Linked DNA regions of Homo sapiens: region 1 is linked to region 2. The links are chromatin contacts, found by Hi-C or POLR2A ChIA-PET in ENCODE. All regions are on one chromosome and are shown on one strand. Each heading gives the region's core, a stretch centred on a gene start or an enhancer-like site at or near the end of the contact. The rest is flanking DNA. Distances are from core to core; before and after follow the strand shown. Region 1 has its middle 33 kb from the start of MIR548H5. Region 2 holds the start of CCN2 (cellular communication network factor 2).

Region 1 (5,229 bases), core at 1,696-4,195, 190 kb before region 2:
TCATCAACTCTCACCTCAGATTCTGACATCAGCCTTTTACAGCATTTAAGCAAAGTTTTCCACAAATTGAGAGCAGAAATTTAGAATTAAATCTTCAGTTGATTACTTTGATATAAGAGAGTTCATCAAATGACTCACTGTCTTCCTCTCTTGCTATCTCTGAATCTGGAACCAACTGTCTTCTGTAGTCATACAGTCATTCTGTAGTCTTGAAAGACTAGACATGTCTTGCCTATTCAAGATCTCGTTAAATCTATTTATTCAGTGAATGTTTATTGAGCTCCTTTTATGTTACAGACACTGTTCTGGGGGCTTTGGATAATCAAGGAACAAACTCGACAAAGATCCTTGCCCCTTACGGCCTTATATTCTAGCAGGGAAGACACAGTAAACAACAGGTATAGCAAATAAGAAAATTAAATTATGTGTGTTAGAAAGTGATAAATGCAGCCAGGCGCGGTGGCTCACACCTGTAATCCTAGCACTTTGGGAGGCCGAGACGGGTTGATTGCCAGAGCCCAAGAGTTCGAGACCGGCCTGGACAAGACGGTGAAACCCTGTCTCTACTAAAATACAAAAAAATTAGCCAGGAGTGGTGACGTGCGCCTGTAATCCCAGCTACTCTGGAGGCTGAGACAGGAGAATCACTTGAACCCAGGAGGTGGAGGTTGTAGTGAGCCGTGATCGCGCCATTGCACTCCAGCCTGGGTGACAGAGGGAGACTCCGTCTCAAAAAACAAAAGCAAAAACAAACAAACAAAAAGTGCTAAATGCCACAGAAGAGAAAAGGAGAAGTAAATAAGAGTAAAAAGAAGCTGTGTAGTCCCAGCTGCTCCAGAGGCTGAAGTGGGAAGATCACTTGAGCCCAAGAGGTCTAGGCTGCTGTGTGCCATGATTGTGCCACTGCACTCCAGCCTGGGTACCACAGCGAGACCTTGTCTCCAAAGAAAGAAAGAAAGAAAGAAAAATTGAATGTAGTGATGTTGTGAAGTGTAGGTTGCAAGAAATATTAAGCAGAGCACTCCGGGGAGACCTCTTTGAGATGCTGAAATCTGAGCAAAGATTTAGAGGAGGCAAAGTGTTAGCCAGGCTGATATATGGGGAAGCAGTCAACACAGGGACATGCACTGTGTTCAAGGAGCAGTAGAAGCCGGCACTGCTGTTAGAACACATTTCTTTTCCTCTCAGACCTCTTATAACCATTTCCTAAGATCCATCTCAAGAATAAGAAAGTAGGCTGTGTTCAGTGGCTCATGCCTGTAATCCCAGCACTTTGGGAGACGGAAGCAGCAGCAGCGTTTGAGGCCAGGAGTTGAGACCAGCCTGGGCAACATGGCAAAACCAATCTCTATTAAAAATATGCACACTCACACACACACACAAATTCGTTGGGCATGGTGGCGCACTCCTGTAATCCCAGCTACTCAGGAGGCTGAGGCACTAGAATCGTTTGAACCCGGGAGGCAGAGGTTTCAGTGAGCCAAGATGTTGCCACTGCACTCCAACTTGGGGCAATAGAGGAACAGAGGAAGACTGTGCCTCAAAAAAAAAAAAAAAAAAAAAGGTAAGAAACTAGATAGAGGGGAATTTATTTTCTAAAATTACAATCAACTAAAAAAAGTGTTCAGATTTTGTGGGGGTTTTTTGTTTGTTTTCTAGTTAGCAAAAACAAGTCTATTGGCAATAAACCCAAGTATAACTGCATTTTACACATTTTATAGTATTAGGATACCATATGAAATTGTCATTTTTGTAAGTCCAAAACTCTTGAATACTGTCAATTGCATGTGTTTTGTACCTTAACCTCAGAACTTCTGATGACACTATTTCTCTTAAAATTAAAGCGTATATATCACATTTATTATTTTTGAAATTATTATAGACTCACAGAAAATTGAAAAAAATAGCACAAAGAGCCCAGTATACCCTTTAGCTAGCTTCCCCCACTAGTAACATGTTACATGGCTGTGGTAAAATATCAAAACCAGGACATGTCACTGGTACAATACTGTTAACAAGTCTACAGACCTTTCTCAGATTCCACAAGTTTTTACATGCACTCATAAGATATTACTTTTTAAAGTTTACACAACCAACTTTTTTTAAGCAACTCTGAAAGTAGGCACAGATGCAGCAAGTAAGGTTCAGAGAATTTAGAATATTGTTTTTAGTCTAGTGTATCGTCCCCCTCTGTGCAGAGTATGGGATGGCCAATAGGGTGAAACCAACTGGATTTAAGGCTCTTTCTGAAAACTTTTCTTTCTGGGACCTGAACTATTCCCATAGGAGAGGTGATAAATTCTTCCAATTCTTTATGCCTCTTTTGAATTGTATATATTCCCAAGAGATTAATGCGTTCAATTCTTAGTTTTGTTTTTCTGGGATATGGAGAGATAATGTTTGCACAAGTGCTGTGGGTAAAGCTTCGAGGATAAGATGCTGATAATGGAATGATCAGCAAAATGGCAGACTGGAACTCTCCAGGGCAAATACTCTCTCCTCCCTCCCATATTTTCTGCAGGGGAGCTGTATTCATTAGGTATGTCTGGGACAACCATGGAATGTGCCTGCCTCAGACAGGATGGCTGATATTTTAAGAAACAATGGCTAAAAAAGAGATCAAATATTAAAATCTGAAATTTCCTTGTCTTTATTTAAAAATAAGAATAACTTAGATAATATGCAAATATAAATTTTGAAACCCCAAAACAGCAAGGTGAAAGTGGAAAATAAAACTATCCTGTGTTTCAAAAGGCAATTAAAGAAAAACAGCACACCACACTGTAAGACTGGAAACCAGTTGTCTGGAGGTTTTAGCAGTGCCAATGAGTAGAGAAAAGTTTCCATATAATTCAATAACCAAGTAGAGTCAGAGTGACTCAAGACTTGTCTGGAGTTTAGACTTATTTGACGGAAACTTCGTAGGGCAGGTTTTCCTCTTTCGCCAATTTGACTTTACAAGCCAAGGCCCACATACTTGGAAACAGTAACTGGACAATTACTAAATGGTTGCTGAGTGATGGAGTAAATAGTTGGAAAAAAGTTTGAATTTGGATTCATGACAGCTATCAGATAAGTCTTATTCGCATGTTCAAGACAGTTTTATATGCTATTAGGACACACTGCTGTTGAAGAAGAAGTAGAAATTGTCTCTGTATTTTCAATTAAAATTCAACTTAATCAAATGTGTTATACAAACGTATATAGAGGAAAGGCTTTTTTAGAGTTTTCAAAAAGTTTTTTTAAAAATACTTGCATTGGAGGTCCATGTGTTTGCAGAAACTACTGTCATGGGCATTTACAATTATTTTATTTATTTGATTGTATATATTTAAGGTGTACAACATGATATTTTGATATGCATATACATAGTGAAATGCTTACTAGAGTCAAGCAAATTAACATATCCATCATCTCACATAGTTGCCCTTTTTTTTCTTGGTAGCCAGAGCATCTAAAATCTACTATTTTAATAAAAATCCTCAATTTTAAGAGGCCATACAGGTGAAGGCTGTCACACAGAGGGAACTTAAGTCAAAAATCCCAGTCCCATCACTTAGGACTTCAGGGCTGTCCAGACCATTGTCATCAGAAACCAAAACTCAGGGAAAGGACAGGCTGAGGCTGAAAGCAGAGCTGAGAGAGTCCCTGTCACTTTCATATTGTATATCTATCCCTATGTGTTTATGGATATATAACCCTTTTGTATATTTACCCATCTGATAAAAATTACATTCTCTTTGCTGCAGAATTTCACCACAACCACACCTCCCACCCTTACTCACACACACACACACACACACACACACACACACACACACAGTTGTGCTGGGTAAATATTGTAAATATTGTGATAAATTGCTTTAGACGGAGGGTAAAACATATTCAGGGGTCAGACTTGACTAACACTAGATAGTGATTGTTGTGTTTTCTGGTTTGTTTTTGCTGTGGGGGTGATGGATGTTGTCTGTGGCGGGCATTGTTGGCTACATGCCTGGGTTTCTTTTTCAGTAACTGAGGAATCAAGTCAAAGGCTAGATTTGAATGTCAGCACAATATACAGGATTTTTGAGAGAAAGGAGTTTGGAGGCAAATCTTGAAGCTTCACTTCTTTTAATTTTGCAGGGTGGTGGATGATGTGATTTCTCTTCCTCAATTCCCCTAGAATTCCTCTTCAGTAAAATTGATATTATTAACCAAGTCACTGTGGTGTTGGATCTATTTGGGAGATGTGGCAAAATGCTGAGTTTGGCCTCAGAACGGGCACAGGGTGAGAAGAGAAACTCCCAGGGGATTTCAGGCTCATGTGGGTCAATTGGACTTCCAGGCAGTCATCCATTTCCTCTTAATTGAAAATGCTGCTAGGAGTACCAGGTTATCTGTTGTTAATACTTTCCCTCTAAGTTTAGAATGCTGAAGCAAAAAAAAAAAAGACTACTTTCCTAGGCAAGTATTTTCTTCCCCATGTACTTTATTATTATATTTTTATGTCACTAACAAAAATTTATCCAGTTAACAGGAAAATCTCAGGGGTAAAGAGAGATAAATTAAACACTTGTACTGAATTTAAAATATTATCCTAAGGACTAAAAATAACCTCTTAATCCTACTTATTACAAAGCTATAAATATTTACTGTAAACAGAGAAATATTGATAGGCAAAAGAAATAAGCATTCATGGTACCATCAAGCAGAACAAATCACCACTAATATCAGGATGTGTATCCTTCTAGCACTGCTTGTATAGGGTCATAGTCTGTGTATTGATTATTATCTGTACCTATTTCCAAGCACTGTACCAAGTGCTCTGCATACATTATTTCATTTAACCTTTCCTTTATACTATGAGGTAAATGCTATTTTACAGATGTAGAAACTCTTGGCTATTCAAAGGGGGAGTAGAATTGAACCCTTTGGAACAACTGTAGCTATCCAGACAGACCCTGGCCTACTCTGAAGAATCCCATGAAGAGGTTTCAGGGACATCAAGAAATCTAGACCAAATTCAAATCTCCTAATATACTCAGGAAATAATTTGGAAGTATCCAACATAAAAAGAGTCATCTGCATGTAACAGAATGTATCCTCATACTTGGTCAGTTTCCAAACATGAAAGCGTTAAGGTTGCCAAGGGAAGAACCAACCTGTCACAACCAAAATACTCTATGTGGCTGTGTTTGAAGCTTACCTGTCTTTGGTAGATTTGTTAGAGCAGTTAGCATTATTAAT
Region 2 (5,418 bases), core at 2,341-4,840:
TAGACTAGTTTGTGATGTGAAGGGTTGGAAACTAACCTATAACGGCCAGAGAGGTACAAATGCCAAAAGGACCAAGTGTAATACAACAGGGTTAATGGAGACTGAAGTAATCTAGAGAGAATTGAATTTAAAGTGTCTATAAAGTTCTGTGAAGATAACAAAAAAAATGGCTGTATAGTCAATGTGGTGTGTATGCCTGCAAGTCTGTGATACTTGATTCAGTGTGAAGTATGTTTACATAAAAATTCTATGGAATAATCAATTTATTAATGTATAGAATAATTAAAGATATTTAGAAAATTATTGGTGAATTATCTTATGATTAATAAGAACTTCCTATTTATGCTCAAGAAAACTCAGAAATGTTTAGAAGGATAAATGAATAACCAAGCCCTTTATAGAAAAAATATACACTTTATTTTCAACTAGAAAGGTGCAAACATGTAACTTTTGGTCACACTCTCAACAAATAAACTGTCCGAAAAACAGTCATATCAAAGTAGAAACAAATGCTTCCAGGTGAAAAAACTGATCAGCTATATAGAGTCACTCAGTTTTTAATAAAGGCCATTTGTTCATTAAAAGTGAGGCTACCACATTTCCTACCTAGAAATCAGCCTGCCAAGGACACTGATGCCTCCCCTTTGCAAACAATCTGTTTTGACGGACTGTCATTCTATCTGAGCAGAATTTCCATATAAGTATCCATTTCATGCTTTGAACGATCAGACAAGCTTTACATTCTACCTATGGTGTTCAGAAATTGAGGCTAACATTGAAATATCAAAGCATTAAAAACAAAAATAAAAAGGCACAAACAACTTTAAATTAACTTAGATAACTGTACATATATATATATATACACACACACACACACACACAATATTTACAATATAAATTTTAAAAAATCTGGCTTGTTACAGGCAAATTCACTTGCCACAAGCTGTCCAGTCTAATCGACAGGATTCCGATTCCTGAACAGTGTCATTCGAATCAGAATGTCAGAGCTGAGTCTGCTGTTCTGACTTAAGGAACAACTTGACTCAGTCTCTTGATGGCTGGAGAATGCACATCCTAGCTGTCACTGGGGCTACAGGCAGGTCAGTGAGCACGCTAAAATTTTCCTTCTCAATTACACTTCAAATAGCAGGCATATTACTCGTATAAGATGCTATCTGATGATACTAACCTTTCTGCTGGTACCCTCCCACTGCTCCTAAAGCCACACCTTAATATACATTCTGGTGCTGTGTACTAATGTAGTTCCACTGTCAAGTCTTAACATTCTTCAAACCAGTGTCTGGGGTTGATAGACTATTTGTTTGACATGGCACAATGTTTTGAATTGGGTGGGAATCTTTTCCCCCAGTTAGAAAAACAGATTTAAATAACTTGTGCTACTGAAATCATTTTTACGGAAAAATGAGATGTGAATCAGTTCAAGTTCCAGTCTAATGAGTTAATGTCTCTCACTCTCTGGCTTCATGCCATGTCTCCGTACATCTTCCTGTAGTACAGCGATTCAAAGATGTCATTGTCTCCGGGACAGTTGTAATGGCAGGCACAGGTCTTGATGAACATCATGTTCTTCTTCATGACCTCGCCGTCAGGGCACTTGAACTCCACCGGCAGGGTGGTGGTTCTGTGGGGGGTGCAGCATCGGCCGTCGGTACATACTCCACAGAATTTAGCTCGGTATGTCTTCATGCTGGTGCAGCCAGAAAGCTCAAACTTGATAGGCTTGGAGATTTTGGGAGTACGGATGCACTTTTTGCCCTTCTAAGGAAGACAAGGGAAAAGAGAGAGGAAAAAAAAAAATCAGCGACTCTACAAGAGGAGTGGCTTTCTTCAACCCTCTGTGTTTTAGTCTTCTGTTGTCTGACTTCTGTTTATATTTTGAGGGGAGGAAGTTTGAGTCTCATTTGCTATGTCCAAAAATAGCCAGAGCCTCTCTTGGAATGTCTTGAATTAACTAACCCTGTGGAAGATTTCGTAGTGGAAAACTGGTGGTTGCTATTACACAAGCTCTCATTCCAGCAAAACAGCTCAATGGTTAGATAGTTTTGGAGATAACGGGCTTATACTAACAAGCGTGGCAAGAGCCCTAAGTTGGGTCCTATCCACTGTTTTTCCTGTGAAAAATAGTTAATAGGAGCAGAACATGTACCTTAATGTTCTCTTCCAGGTCAGCTTCGCAAGGCCTGACCATGCACAGGCGGCTCTGCTTCTCTAGCCTGCAGGAGGCGTTGTCATTGGTAACCCGGGTGGAGATGCCCATCCCACAGGTCTTGGAACAGGCGCTCCACTCTGTGGTCTGGACCAGGCAGTTGGCTCTAATCATAGTTGGGTCTGGGCCAAACGTGTCTTCCAGTCGGTAAGCTGCGAGAGCAGAGCACACAAACACCATGTAAAACGCCTGGATAAGGTATTTCCCCCGTTCGGTCGGCACAGTTAGGACTCCCTCCCTGGGAGAGAATCACGACCCTGACTTAGAGGAAGACTCGACTCACCCGCGAGGGCAGGCCCAACCACGGTTTGGTCCTTGGGCTCGTCACACACCCACTCCTCGCAGCATTTCCCGGGCAGCTTGACCCTCCTCGGGAAGGGGCAGTCAGGGCTGGGCAGACGAACGTCCATGCTGCACAGGGGCATGCAGCCCACCGCCCCGTCCAGGCACGTGCACTGGTACTTGCAGCTGCTCTGGAAGGACTCTCCGCTGCGGTACACCGTACCACCGAAGATGCAGGGAGCACCATCTTTGGCTGGAGAAGAGGAAGGGAAGAGAGGGGTGGGGGATGCAGAGGTCAGGCATTGGGGCACTCTCACATCCAGAGCGTCAGGGATGCGAGTTGGGATCTGGGCTGCAGGGGGCGGGCTGGCAGCAGCTGGAGAAAGAAACTCAGTCCGAGCGGTTTCTTTTTCCAGCGGGCGGGTGGGCGTGAGGGAGGAGGCGGCCGGACACCTAGCGGTGGGGGCTGCGGGTCTTACCGGTGCACACGCCGATCTTGCGGTTGGCCGGGGAGCCGAAGTGACAGAATAGGCCCTTGTGCGGGTCGCATGGGTCGCGCTCGGTGCACAGCTCGCCCAGCTGCTTGGCGCAGACGCGGCAGCAGCCGCAGCCGTCCAGCACGAGGCTCACGCCCGCCGGGCAGCGCGGCGCCGGCTCGTCCGGGCACCGGCACGGCCCGCTGCAGTTCTGGCCGACGGCCGGCTGCAGGGAGGACAGGGCGGTCAGCGGCGCTCGGTCGGCGCGCACGCCCTCCCCGGCCGGCCCCGAGTCCCTCCCTGGCAGCCGCCGGCCGCAGCGGGGGCTCCCGGCGCTTACCCGGCTGCAGAGGGCGAGGAGGACCACGAAGGCGACGCGGACGGGGCCCATACTGGCGGCGGTCATGGTTGGCACTGCGGGCGGAGCGGAGGGCGCGGTGGCGGCGAGCGGGGAGCGGCGGGGCCTGGAGCGCTGGCGGTGGTCGGAGGTGGGGACCGGGACGCGCCGGGCTGTCGTCTCGGGGCTGTCGGCCGGGGCGGCTGCCGTCGAGCTGGAGGGTGGAGTCGCACTGGCTGTCTCCTCTCAGCGGGGAAGAGTTGTTGTGTGAGTTTGGGGCGGGCGGCCCGAGGCTTTTATACGCTCCGGGCGGCCGCGGCTCGCCAATGAGCTGAATGGAGTCCTACACAAACAGGGACATTCCTCGCATTCCTCCCCACCTTCCTGCCTCATCAACTCACACCGGATTGATCCTGACCCCTTGACACTCAGCATTCCTCCGTCTGAAAAAGCTGGCACACTCCAGCTCACAGAAAAAAAAAAAAAGGAAAAAAAAAAGCGCAGTATTTCCAGCACCAAATAGAATTTTTTTTTCCCTATCCTCTTCGCACCACTCCTGATTCATATCATTTATAAACACACTGGCAATTATTTCTTATTTCTTTTTCGAATAAGTTTGCCCTGTTCTGTCCACTGACATACATCCTTTTTAGGAAGTAGGTAGCTGAAGAGGCAAACAGCAGGAATTCCTAAAAAATTCGAAAAGGTTTCTCCCCCCCAACCCTTAGCAATGATTTGCGTTTTAGAGGCTATAGGCTCTTGAAACTCTCCAAAGAGTAGAAAAGGAGTGAGTTGCTTTTAACCATTTGAAATCCTCAAGATGCCTACCTGTAAAACCCTGAATTCTATATTTGAGATTTGATCATTTGTCACTTGAGGTAACGGTTTTGGGACAAGAAAGAGAACAAAGACGCGTGTGACTCAGGATGCAGTCTCCTGGGGCAGATTTCCAAAACTCTTGCTTAGTTTTCTCTTAATATATGTAGGAGTTTTATATAGGCAAGGACAAGGGAGGAGTGGCCATCAATGTTTCCAGAAAAAGGGATCCATTGTTCTATCAGAGCAAATGATTCTGTGTTGGGTAGGTAGGGGCTCTGGGTGTCAGGGTGGGAACACTGGGATGCAAAGGGGGTTCACCTAGGAGCATTTAAACACAGCTTCACTAGGGTCTTTGAGAAATGAGTGCATTTTCTTATATTAAAACCTATAATCTTCAAATGTGGATTGGATTTGGTTTGTCTTGTTAAAATAAGAAGTCTGATTCCATTACAAGAGCAGTGTACCCTGTTGTATCTGGATATAAACTAAGATTGACAGTGAATAATATATTTTTAGTGACTCCCCACACATCTATGAATAGTGATTGTGACTTCTCATTACCCAAGGAACATGCAGCCTGAGGGAGTGAGGTCAGGACAAGGAAAGAATAGGCTTTATTCTCCCTGGGTGTGTGCAGATGTTGAATATGGCCAATAAACCTAAGCATATCTCCATTTCTTAATATAGTGCTACTTAGCTTCACTAAAGACCCAACTAATTCACTGTGCTTTCATTTGGAATCTATGTTGTTTAGTGGCTTTTTTGTTAATACCTCCAGTTCCCATTTTATATAAAGAGAGTGATTCTAGGGCCATACCATTTTTGTATTCTGTAATGCCGCATCATTTGACATTGGTGTTACCAATGAGTAGATTCCTTTAAGTTGTTGATGCTTCAGAGCATGGGTTCAAGATAAGCATATCTGTTTGTGGTGCAAAGATCGGCTTTAGAAACAATGCATTATAGATTTATCATTTGAAAACAGCCTGTTTAAACTGATCAAATTTTTAAAGTTTCAGTACAGTCTGTTGAAAAATAGCCAAGAAGAAATATAACCACTCCAACTTCAGCATAGAGCATATCATCTGTGCACGATTACCTCGTTAAGCCAGCCACATGTTATAGAGTGTAGTTGCATGTCAATAGTGTGAATGGCCAGCAAAGGGGTGGGGGTGCCCTCTGAAGCTCAGGAAGAATTTTCGTCATTGTTATTTAATGTCCTTTCCAAGCATTCCTCAAAAAGAAGAGGCCTAAGAGTTCCTATTTAAAGAAGGAAC

What was found. A loop is a pair of places that touch in the nucleus more often than their neighbours do. ChIA-PET counts read pairs that join two places held with the same protein, here RNA polymerase II (POLR2A).
Region 1: a map of ascending aorta shows a loop between it and region 2 (3-fold over the local background). The contact joins the enhancer-like site here to the promoter of CCN2 in region 2. A Hi-C loop is called at or near these places in 1 of 168 maps with a recorded cell type or tissue (ascending aorta). POLR2A ChIA-PET finds 5 or more read pairs at or near these places in 1 of 52 experiments (HepG2).

The regions. Positions count from the first base shown.
Region 1 is chr6:131,756,156-131,761,384 of GRCh38, forward strand. No RefSeq gene overlaps it. Among named protein-coding and RNA genes, the nearest start is that of MIR548H5, 33 kb to the right of the region's middle. Within about 2 kb of position 2,946, at least 2 of the 41 ENCODE cell types and tissues checked have a DNase peak (open chromatin) inside an H3K27ac peak, as active enhancers do; they include ascending aorta, where a contact is called at or near this core.
Region 2 is chr6:131,947,782-131,953,199 of GRCh38, forward strand. It overlaps CCN2 (cellular communication network factor 2), which reads right to left and starts at 3,591. Exons shown (of 5, transcript NM_001901.4): 1 at 3,326-3,591; 2 at 2,989-3,211; 3 at 2,511-2,762; 4 at 2,168-2,379; 5 at 395-1,779. The coding sequence starts at 3,391. The coding sequence ends at 1,483. All of the region lies in intron 2 of CCN2-AS1 (CCN2 antisense RNA 1), which reads left to right.